Regions from separate parts of the Homo sapiens genome. Here region 1 is linked to region 2. The links are chromatin contacts, found by Hi-C in ENCODE. All regions are on one chromosome and are shown on one strand. Each heading gives the region's core, a stretch centred on a gene start or an enhancer-like site at or near the end of the contact. The rest is flanking DNA. Distances are from core to core; before and after follow the strand shown. Region 1 holds the start of LHFPL7 (LHFPL tetraspan subfamily member 7). Region 2 overlaps SGSM1 (small G protein signaling modulator 1).

Region 1 (5,210 bases), core at 1,201-3,700, 100 kb after region 2:
ACAGGGAGGAAATAAGCAAGTCAATATGTAATATGTTAGATGTCAATAAGTGCCCTAGAGAAAAATGAAGCGTTGGAGGGAGATAGCAAGTGATTGGGTAATTGGGGGATAGTCATGGAAAGCCCCATGAGAAGGTGACCTTTGAGCTGAGCCTGAAGAAGGTGATGGAGGGAGCCACGTGGAGAGGTGTCAGAGGAATATTCCAAGCAGAGTGGGGAGCAGGTGCAAAGGCCCTGAGGGGAGTGTGCCCTTGGCACATTTGAAGATGCAAAGAGGCCCATGTGACTAGAAGTAATGAGGGTAGGAAAGAGCGGTGCGCCTTGTAGCAGAGATAAGGTCTTGCTCTGTTGCCCAGGCTGGAGTGCAGTGGCACAATCACAGCTCACTGCAGTCTCAACCTCCTGGGGCTCAAGCAATCCTCCCACCTCAGCCTCCCAAGTAGCTGGGGCTACAGGCATGCACCAACATGCCTGGCTATTTATTTATTTATTTATTTATTTATTTATTTATTTTGGTAGAGATGAGGTGAGGTCTCTCTATGTTGCCCAGACTGGTCTTTTTTTGTTTTGTTTTGTTTTTGTTTTTGAGACCGAGTCTTGCTGTGTCGCCAGGCTGGAGTACAATGGCGCGATCTCGGCTCACCCCAACCTCTGCCTCTCGGGTTCAAGCAATTCTCCTGCCTCAGCCTCCTGAGTAGCTGGGACTACAGATGCGCACCACCACGCCCAGCTAATTTTTGTATTTTTAGTAGAGACGGGATTTCACCACGTTGGCTAGGCTGGTGTCGATCTCTTGACCTTGTGATCTGCCCGCCTTGGCCTCCCAAAGTGCTGGGATTACAGGTGTGAGCCACCGCGCCTGGCCGCCTAGGCTGGTCTTGAACTCCTGGCTTCAAGAGATCCTCCTGCTTTAGTCTCCCAAAGTTTGGGGATTATAGGCATGAGCCACCGTGCCTAGCCTGGCTTTTCACTTGTGAGTGTGGTAGGGAGTCTATGGCTGGTCTTTAGCAGGGGTATGACATGAACCATCCTAGGTTTTCAAAAGACCACTCTGGCTCCTGGGTGGAGAACAGGCAGAAGGGAAGCAGAGGGAGAAGTCTTCAGAAGATGACTCGTCAGTCAGACAAGAGACAAAGGTGGATGTGGATGGACGTGGAGGTGGGGTTAGGGGAGGAGGACAAAGAGTGGTCAGATTCTGGATTGATTTTGAAGGGCAAAGGTCAAGCTGATCAGATTTGCTAATAGAATAGGCCTGGGGTGTGAGGGAAGGTGAACAGGCAAGGATGCCTCTAGGGCTTTTGACCTGGGACGAAGAACCTGCAGAAGGAACATGTTTACTAGGGCAGCCGGAGGTGTCTGAGTGTGAGGTTGCGTAAGCAAAGCTTGAGATGTGTATCTTCCCCAACCCATCAATCGATATATACAGGCTTGAGTACAGACACAGCTCCACACCATGAAAAAGCCTGGGGTGACACTGGGGACAAGCACAGAGGAAGGGCACCCAGTCCAGCCTGGGGGGTGCAGGCCATGTCCAGGCTGAGATGCACAGATGGGCAAACTGGGTCTGGGAAGGACTTTTATCTCTTATCACATTCTCCCGGCTATGCAGCCAGGTAAGTCCAATTTCTGGATCTATTCCAGCATCTGTCACAGATTGGCTGTGCCACCTAGGACAAATTATGTAACGGCTCTGAGCCTCAGGTTCCCCATCTACAAAAGGAAGGTCTGTGGGACTTAACCCTTTGATGCATTCCTTTGAAGATATGATTTAAAACTATGGATGTTGGCCAGGTGTGGTGGCTCACACCTATAATCCCAGCACTTTGCAAGGCCAAGGCGGGAGGATCACGTGAGGTCAGGAGTTCGAGACCAGCCTGGCCAATATGGCAAAACCCTGTCTCTACTAAAAATACAAAACTTAGCTGGGCATGGTGGCGGGTGCCTGTAATCCCAGCTATTCGGGAGGCTGAGGCAAGAGAATCACTTGAACCCGGAAGGCGGAGGTTGCAGTGAGCCGAGATCACACCACTGCACTCCAGCCTGGGCGACAGAGCAAGACTGTCTCAAAAAAAGAAAAACAAAAAAACAAAACCCCAGAAAACAAAACTATGGATGTTTCCACGTGCACTCTCACATAAGCAAGCATGCACACATGAGCGCACATGCACCCACCCACCCACCCACACACACACACACACACAATTGTATGTCATTTCAGAGGCTCATGGGCCCCCTGAAGCCTGTAACAGCCCCTGAACGTGCTTTGTGCTATCCCAGTTTCCTTCCCTCCTCACTCCTCACCTCAGGTCACTTGTCCCTCCAGACTCACCACACTTTAGGTCAAGACCCTCCAGCGTGGCCACCTCTGCTCAGGCTCCGGCTTTGGATCCACGTCTGTGACCTTATACAATTCTCCTCTCCTTTGAAGGAATAATTTAGCTTGTAGAACAATGCAAGGGCATGCTTGATGAACTGGTCTGAGGGTGTGTCTGTGTGTGTGTGTGTGGTTTTTCCTTCCCACTTCCTTAAATAAAAGCTTTCACTCCAGGCTGCTGGGTGGGCTGAGCAAAGAGGGGAAAGCCATCTCCAGGTGGGGACAAGGGGAGAGTATAGTGTTTTCTGGGTAGGGCAAGGCACCAATAGGGATTAACTGATCTATGATTAAACGCCAGGTGTAGGAAACCACAGATAGAATCTCAGGAGGAGAAATGGGATTGGGAGTTTAGAAGTGGCTGCCACTGTGTTCTCTACCTTTCTGCCCTCATAATTCCAGCCCAGGCAACTGATATGCATATTTCTGTGTATTTCTCATAGGATCTTCCCTGTGAGCTGTGGACGTCTCAAAGTCAGGCACTGTGTCTTAAATATCTTTATCCTTACCACAAAACTTGGCACAGAGTAGGTGCTGGTATTCTTTTTTTTTTTTTTTTGAGACAGAGTCTCACTGTGTCGCCCAGGCTGGAGTGCAGTGGTGCGATCTCGGCTCACTGCAAGCTCTGTCTCCTGGGTTCACGCCATTCTCCTGCCTCAGCCTCCTGAGTAGCTGTGACTACAGGCTCCTGCCACCATGCCCAGCTAATTTTTTGTATTTTTTTTTTTTTTTTTTTTTTTAGTAGAGACAGGGTTTCACCTTGTTGGCCAAGATGATCTCGATCTCCTGACCTTGTGATCTGCCCACCTCGGCCTCCCAAAGTGGTGGGATTACAAGCGTGAGCCACCGCGCCTGGCCTGGTATTCTTTTGCTATAAGTGATGGAAGCACCACTCAAATAGACATGAGAAATGTATTGGTTCACGTAACTGAAAATTCTCTGGGATGGGCTTCAGGCATAGTGGGATCCAGGTAAATAAGCAATGTCTTCAGAACCCCTCTCTCTCTCCAGCTCTCAGTTCTGTTTTCTGCTCAGTTGGCTTCACTCTCTAGGTGGATTCCCTCTAACAATATTGCCCTTTGGTGGCTCCAGGCTGACATTCCGAGACTCAGCAACCCCAGAGAAAAGAAAGCTTCTCTTTGCACACTATTGCAGCAAGTGCTGTGATTAACACTCAATGGACAAACTTGGGTCCCATGCCTACCACGAATCAATCACTGTGGCCAGGCAAATGGGATGCTCTGATTGGCCAGACCTACATCCTGTGTCCTAGGGTTGGGGGTTAAGGTTTGGAAAGTGAGGATCAAGTAAGGGTGTCGCGAGGCTTACCGCCCTTGAAACGACATGGACTGAGTGTAGCGGGTGGGATTCTTCCCTGGAGGAAAACGGAGATGCTGTTGGCAGAGGGGAGATGGCTGCTAGGAAGGTGAGAACAAAAGACATCGTCTCGGTGCACAGGAAATGCGAGCTTTTCCCTGTAGATTAACGAATGAGCACCTGGCAGTTGGTATTGCCAGAAGCAGGAGGTTCCCAGCCAGTTAGAGGCAGAAAATCTCAGTGAAGCCGTGTCTCAGGCTTCATTCAAGTCCCAGCTCTGCCGCCTCAGTCAGTGTGACCTGAGTTGGGGCATCACTGCCTCCTTGGCCTCAGTTTCTCTACCTGTAAAATGAGGGCGTCTGGAGTGGTGGCTGCCTGGGTTTTTTCCCCAGTCACTCATTCAATCATTCATATATTCATTTTTCCCCTTTCAATCAATATGTGTTGAAGGGCACTGGAGTTAGCCTAAACTGGATTTGGATTTCAGTTGTGATGTTTACTCGCTGTATCAGGCTTGACTGATGCACCTTCTCAGGTGTGCTCAGCTGCGTCCTTCCCAGCCAGCCAGCAGCTCTGGACAAGATCAAGCCTCCTCTTGCTTCCGCCTGCAGGCGGCTTGGGTCAGTTGCTGCATCTACTTAGCCACCTAGGCCTGCATCTCCCGCTGTCATTCAAGCAGACCTGACCTGCTTCAAGGGAGGGAGCCCTGGACCCTCCTCTTCTAGGCTCAGGTGAAGCCCTGTGTATGGAATTGGCTTCCCTTGGGGCTGTCTGGAGGCACAGATAACACAGTTGGGCCCAACAGTGACTAATCGTGGACAGAGGATGGGAGGCGCCAGCCGATGAAGTCCTCGCGCTTCCTTCATTCCTTCCATGGTCTGTTTCACGTGGCTTCTGTAGCCAGCCTAGTAAGGCATGTCTTATATTTGCTCTCCCTCCTCCCTTGCCTTGAAGTCCCCTTCCCTTCACCCTTACTGAGCTGGAATTTTATCCCTAATAAAGCATTAGTACATAAAATTTTCCTTGGGCTCTGTTTTCCAGGGAGCCAGGCTGAAATACTAGCTGTGTGACCTTGGGCAACTTACTTAACCTCTCTGAGCTTCAGATCCTTCATCTGTAAAAGGTAGATAATAATAGAGCATCTCAGCGGGGCACAGTGGCTCATACTTGTAACCCTAGCACTTTGGGAGATTGATGTGGGTGAATCGCTTGAACAAGGAGTTCAAAACCAGCCTGGGCAACATGGCAAAATCCCATCTCTACAAAAACACAAAAATTAGCCAAGCATGGTAGCGCATGCCTGTAGTCCCAGCTGCTCGGGAGCCTGAGGCGGGAGGATGGCTTGAGCCCAGGAGGGCGAGGCTGTGTAGTGAGCCAAGATTGTGCTACTGCACTCCAGCCTGGACGACAGAGCGGGACTGTCTCGAAAAAAATTAAGTAATAATAATAATAGAGCACGTCTTATAGGTTGTTGTGGAGTTTAATGAGATAGCACAGGCAAAATATTTGGCTGAATAAATGAT
Region 2 (5,636 bases), core at 2,496-4,995:
TGTACATATCTGTTAAGTCCAGTTGTTGGTTTATAGTGTAGCTCAAGGCCTCTGTTTCCTTATTGATATTCTGTCTGGTTGTTCTATTGACTTACCTTTTAACGAGATCCTTCTGGCTGTATTAAAATGAGCTTCTTAGAAGTGGATGCAGGGAGACCAGTAAGAGTCTACAGCATTGATTCAGGGGAGAGGTGATGGTGACTTGGACTGGGAGGTGGTGGTGGAGGGGCTGAGAAACGGTTGGAATCTGAGAACATTTTGAAGGTACAACCAACATATTTGACTGAATCTTTAGAAGTTGGTGCTGTTTTTTGTTTGTTTTTTGTTTTTGAGATGGAATCTCGCTCTATCGCCAGGCTGGAGTGCAGTGGCACGATCTCGGCTTACTGCAACCTCTGCCTCCCAAGTACTGTTGTCCTAAGGGGGTAAAGGAATTTGCCCAAGTTGTGATAAGTGTCTCATCCAGGATTTGAACCCAGGTCTGTCTGTCCCCAAATTCTCAGTTCTTAATTAACCATGTACATTCATGAAAGTGCTCCTGACCCAGCTGCCTGGACTCCCCCACCCCCAATGTCTCCCTGACAGTCCTCTACCATCTACGACTAAGCCTGGACTCACTCCCTCTGTTGCTACATTCCCAAATGTCATCAGGGTCTGGGTGCTTGGCAACTGCCTTCCAGCAGTTTCTCAGCATCACCGTGTCCTGCCTTAGAGGAGCAAAGGAAAGAAAGAGGTAGATTCCTGCAGAGGGGAGAGAGGTGTGCAAACGCTCTGAGACCACCTGGGCTTCATGACATGTTGCAGAAGGAGCTCAGCCCCTGGAGTCAGACAAACCTGGGTCCAAACACCAAATCCAGTCCTCATAGCTGTGTGACCCCAGACAGATTACTCCACCTCTCTGGGCCTCTGTTTCCTCCCCTGACAAATAGGGATAATAATGTTACTGCTCTATTATCCACAATTATGGTTATAAGAAAATATATATTTTTTTTCAAATAAAATACTCTACCAAAGCCTGAGGTCAATCATGATTCTTTGAGCCATTCATTTTCCAAAGAGAACTTTATTGAGCACATACCATGTGCTGGAACTCAAGGTAGTTGTTGGCACCATAGCCATAAAGCAAGGAAACACAGAATGGTTGCCCTCATGGGGATCAGAGCCTGGCAGGGAAAACAAGTACTGACCAAATGTTACACGTCTGATGGGTGTTTCAAGAGCAGCTTCTCTAGGAACCCAAGCAGGGGAATTTGATGTCCTGAACCAGCGACATTCCAGCCAGGGCCAAAATAACGGTGATGGGAGGCCAGGGAAGGTTTCAGGCAGAGCTGATGACCTGCATGCAGCCGACATTTATTTGCAGCACATTTTGCAGACATTTATTGCGTGCCAGGTTCTGTGCTCAGCACATGATGATCATTATCTTGTTCAGCCTTCCCAAGTGCCTTGAAGCTGGTGCTATTTCTATAAACTTTTTAGCCAAGGAGAAAACTAAGGTTCAGAGAAGTGACATGATTTGCCTGAGGAAACACAGCTAATAGTGGGAGGAGCCAAGGTACAGCAGCAGGAGCCATGATGGGAGAAAAAAAAAAGAAAGTGATAAGTTTCAATTTCTACTCTGCTCCTTCCTACCCTGTGACCTTGAGTGGTCCGGTTTGCCTCCACGAGACTCCATTTCCACATCTGCAAAATGAAGCCAACTTCTCATGGGCCTCCCTAGATAGTTTTCAGGGTTAGAAATGCTGCAGGCAATGCCCAGCTTGGAGTTGGTGGAGCACTGAAATCAGGAGCTGTTCACAGCGCTGGTGCTGACTTGGTTGTGTGGGGTGGGGGTGGTGAGCCAGCTCTAGGGGGACACTGCCATGTGTTTCTGCAGAGAAGGTGGACAGGGATGCACCAAACTGTGTTCATCTCCAGGAGGTAACCAGAAGGCAGGGAGAGCAGGCAGGGAGGGCCTGGGACAGCTCTCAGATGGATGCATGGATGTGCTGGCCTGGTGGAGTCTGGATGGGCCACAGGACAGTGGGAAACGCTGTGGGTTCCACTGGGTGGGGGTAACTCAGAACTTTGCTTTATTTACCCCAAACATCAGAATCCTCAGGGTGACATAGAGCTGGAACAGGCCTTTTGGATTGTTTTCCAACCTCCTCAACCTCAAAGTGGGGTAACTGAGGTCCAGAGAGGAGACGGACTTTGCTTAAATCCTACAATGACTCTGGGCAGAATCAGGCCCAGAATCTAGTGGAGCAGAAGGTATTCAGGCTGCCAGAGGATCAACACCAAGAGCAGAGAGGCACAGCTGCCCTTTTGCACTGTGTCCCTGTGCCTGGCACATTAGAGGCACTCAGGTGAGAATTCTTGAGCAAGGGAGTGCGCAGGGAAGAGCACACAGCCTGGGTGTCTGTCTCGAGCTGGAACCTGTCTCTGATAGCCAGCTCTGCCTCCCTGGGTAAGTGCTTTCATCTTGCTGAGCATCCATTTCCCAAAATAAGATCAGAAACCCACTTGGGAGGTCTCCAAGCAGGGATTTGAACTCAGGTCTACCTGATTCCAGGGCAGGTTTTTTTACCCTGCACTTTCTTGATTCCTTTATATATCTTATTCATTCATACACTGATTCATTCATTCATCCAGTCATTTAGAAAATGTTGATTGAGCATCTGCCCTGTGCCAGGCACTGTTCTAGGCTGTGCAAATTCAGCAGTGAATGAGGCAAATGAAGTTTCTGCCCTTGTGGAACTTAAATTCTAGAAGAGAGAGATAGACGGTCAACAAATCAACAAATAGAATGGGAATAGTGGTAGACTGGGCGCGGCGGCTCACGCATGTAATCCAAGCACTTTTGGAGGCCGAGGCGGGCAGATCACTTGAGGTCAGGAGTTCAAGACAACATAGTGAAACCCCGTCTGTACTAAAAATAGAAAAGTTAGCTAGACGTGGTGGTGGGCACTTGTAATCCCAGCTACTCGGAAGGCAGAGGCAGGAGAATGGCTTGAACCCGGGAGGCGGAGGTTGCGATGAGCCAAGATTGTGCCATTGCACTCCAGCCGGGGCAACAAGAGCGAAACTCCGTCTAAAAAAAAAAAGAATGAGAATAGTGGTGAGTGCCCTACAGGAACTAAAACAGGGGATGGGAGTGGGGAGGGGTCTGCCTTAGACAGTGTGGTCAGGAAAGGAGATGACGTTTTGTGAGATGCCTAAGAGAAGCAGCAGCCTGCTGTGTGAAGAACCTGAACGAATAATTGATAAAATGAGAAGCATGGAGCTGTGACAGGCCTCAGACCTCCAAAAGACAAGGCGAGGAGGGGGAAGGAAAGCAGGTGTCAAAACATCCCAAACAGCCTGAAAGGCCTTGTGGGGAGCAATGCAGCCCTTTTGGGGCACCTATACCCAGGTCACCTTGGTCACCTTGGACCTCTTCCCCTCCGGTCACCTTTGCCTTCCAGGTGAAGCAGATCATGGAGGAGGCTGTGACACGCAAGTTTGTCCACGAAGACAGCAGCCACATCATCTCCTTCTGTGGTGAGTCTGTGACCTGGGAAAGTGGCTTCTTTCTCTGTGGGCTGCCTCGGGGAAGTGGTGTCTTGGAGCCACTGTTTTGCTTTATGACTCTGAAGTTAGTTTTGGATTCCAGAGGGGGACTCGATTGGAGAATTTGAAAATACAGAACAGTGTAGAGAAACAATTAAAAATGACTTCTGTACCCCATGAAGAGGTCAGTGTGGTTAACACCAGAGGGGTTGTCTTCCTGTAGGCACCATTCACACCGACCACACCCCAAGTGACACACAGTCTTGCATCTGAGGAATGGGCTCCCTGTCCCTCACTCTGCCTGTGGCTATTGCTAGGTAAAGGGAGAGGGTAGATGGGGACTTTTAAAAAAGGGAACTAAGAGCCCGTGACACATCCTGAAGGATCGCGTCCATCTGGCTCAGCAAAGAAGGCAGGCCGAGGGCTCAGAGCGTGACTCAGACATGTCTCCTTGAACCAGCTCTGCTCACAAGCTTCTGGAAATAACCCCATGGCCAGGCTTTTGCTGTACTTTGAGAATGGCTAGAGATGGGGTCTGAGTGTCTCTGAGGTCAGGATAATCAGTGTGTACATAGAAGTGGGAGTCTTTCTGTCTCCCTGAAAATGTCTTAATTTAATAATTGGAGTGTCTCATAATGCAGGACATGTTCTAATTCCCCTCCCGTGATCTTGGTCCTGTGGAGAGGCCTGAGCTGGGAGAGCTGGCCAGCCCATCAGCTGCCGTCCAAATGGCTGGGGGCACCACCCCACGGGGCCCACAACATGCTGAGCACACGCTGTGACCCGGGAGGCAAGGACCTCAGTTCACCCTCTCTTCAGCCAGGCAGACCTGGATCCACCTCTGCCGCTTTCTTGGGAGGCAAGGACCTCAGTTCACCCTCTCTTCAGGCAGGCAGACCTGGATCCACCTCTGCTGCTTTCTTGTAATTGACTTTGGGCAAGATCTTTCTTTTCTTTTCTTTTCTTTCTTTCTTTCTTTCTTTCTTTCTTTCTTTCTTTCTTTCTTTCTTTCTTTCTTTCTTTCTTTCTTCATTTCTTTCTCTCTTTCTCTCTTTCTTTCTTTTTTTTTTTTTTTGAGACAGGATCTCACTCTGTCACCCAGGCTGGAGTGCAGTGGCACAATCACAGCTCACTGCAGCCTCAACCTCCTGGGCTCAAGCGTACCTCCCACCTTAGCTTCCCGAGTAGCTGGGACCACAAGTATGTGCCACCATACCTGGCTAATTTTAAATTTTTCTGTAAAGATGGAGTCTTGCCATGTTGTCAGGGCTGGTCTTGAATTCCTAGGTTCAAGCATTCCTCTCTCCTTGGCTTCCCAAAATGAAGATCTTATTTTTTTTTAAGTGGGATGTGTTTATTTAAACATATAGCTCTACACACATACACACATGCACATAATTACATACATATATGTATGTGTATATATACATATATATGTATTCCCAGTTTTTTATGTGTTCCTGAATATTTTTATTTCCAAATAAAATTATATGCATGTCCATCTTAAGACTTGCTAGCCTACCTACCAATTAACTTAGAGGAATAAAAGTAATAAAAATAGTATAATAATTCAGTAGCTCTACTCAAAAGTATTTGGGTGGGAGAAATTTGATGGCACTAAATGAAGCCTAAAGAATCTCCTCAAGGTTTCTTTTGTCCATTGTTTCTTATAAGCTGTTGTCAGGAAGGATTAAACTATGTCTACAAAGCCTGAATAGTCAGTTCACTTACATCGCCATAAGCAAATGAAAAGTACTGCATATGTAAGTTAAAATTAAGATATCTAAGAGATCATCTCCTCAAATATTTTAAATCTATGGGCAGATTAGGCAATATTTGTTTTTTTGTTTGTTTGTTTTTTGGGGTTTTTTTTTTTTGAGACGGAGTCTCGCTCTGTCGCCCAGGCTGGAGTGCAGTGGCGCGATCTCAGCTCACTGCAAGCTCCACCTCCCAGGTTCATGCCATTCTCCTGCCTCAGCCTCCTGAGTAGCTGGGACTACAGGCGGCCGCCCCCACACCTGGCTAATTTCTTATATTTTTAGTAGAGGCGGGGTTTCACTGTGTTAGCCAGGATGGTCTCGATCTCCTGACCTCGCTCTCCAGCA

Evidence for each region. A loop is a pair of places that touch in the nucleus more often than their neighbours do. Pooled maps may share reads with other maps.
Region 1: a map of endothelial cell of hepatic sinusoid shows a loop between it and region 2 (7-fold over the local background). The contact joins the promoter of LHFPL7 here to the enhancer-like site in region 2. A Hi-C loop is called at or near these places in 1 of 168 maps with a recorded cell type or tissue (endothelial cell of hepatic sinusoid) and 1 of 50 pooled maps.

The regions. Positions count from the first base shown.
Region 1 is chr22:24,944,244-24,949,453 of GRCh38, forward strand. LHFPL7 (LHFPL tetraspan subfamily member 7) reads right to left here and starts at 2,451. Exons shown (of 4, transcript NM_001388199.1): 1 at 2,329-2,451.
Region 2 is chr22:24,841,451-24,847,086 of GRCh38, forward strand. It overlaps SGSM1 (small G protein signaling modulator 1), which reads left to right. Exons shown (of 25, transcript NM_001098497.3): 3 at 3,447-3,522. Among named protein-coding and RNA genes, the nearest start is that of SGSM1, 38 kb to the left of the region's middle. Within about 2 kb of position 3,746, at least 3 of the 41 ENCODE cell types and tissues checked have a DNase peak (open chromatin) inside an H3K27ac peak, as active enhancers do.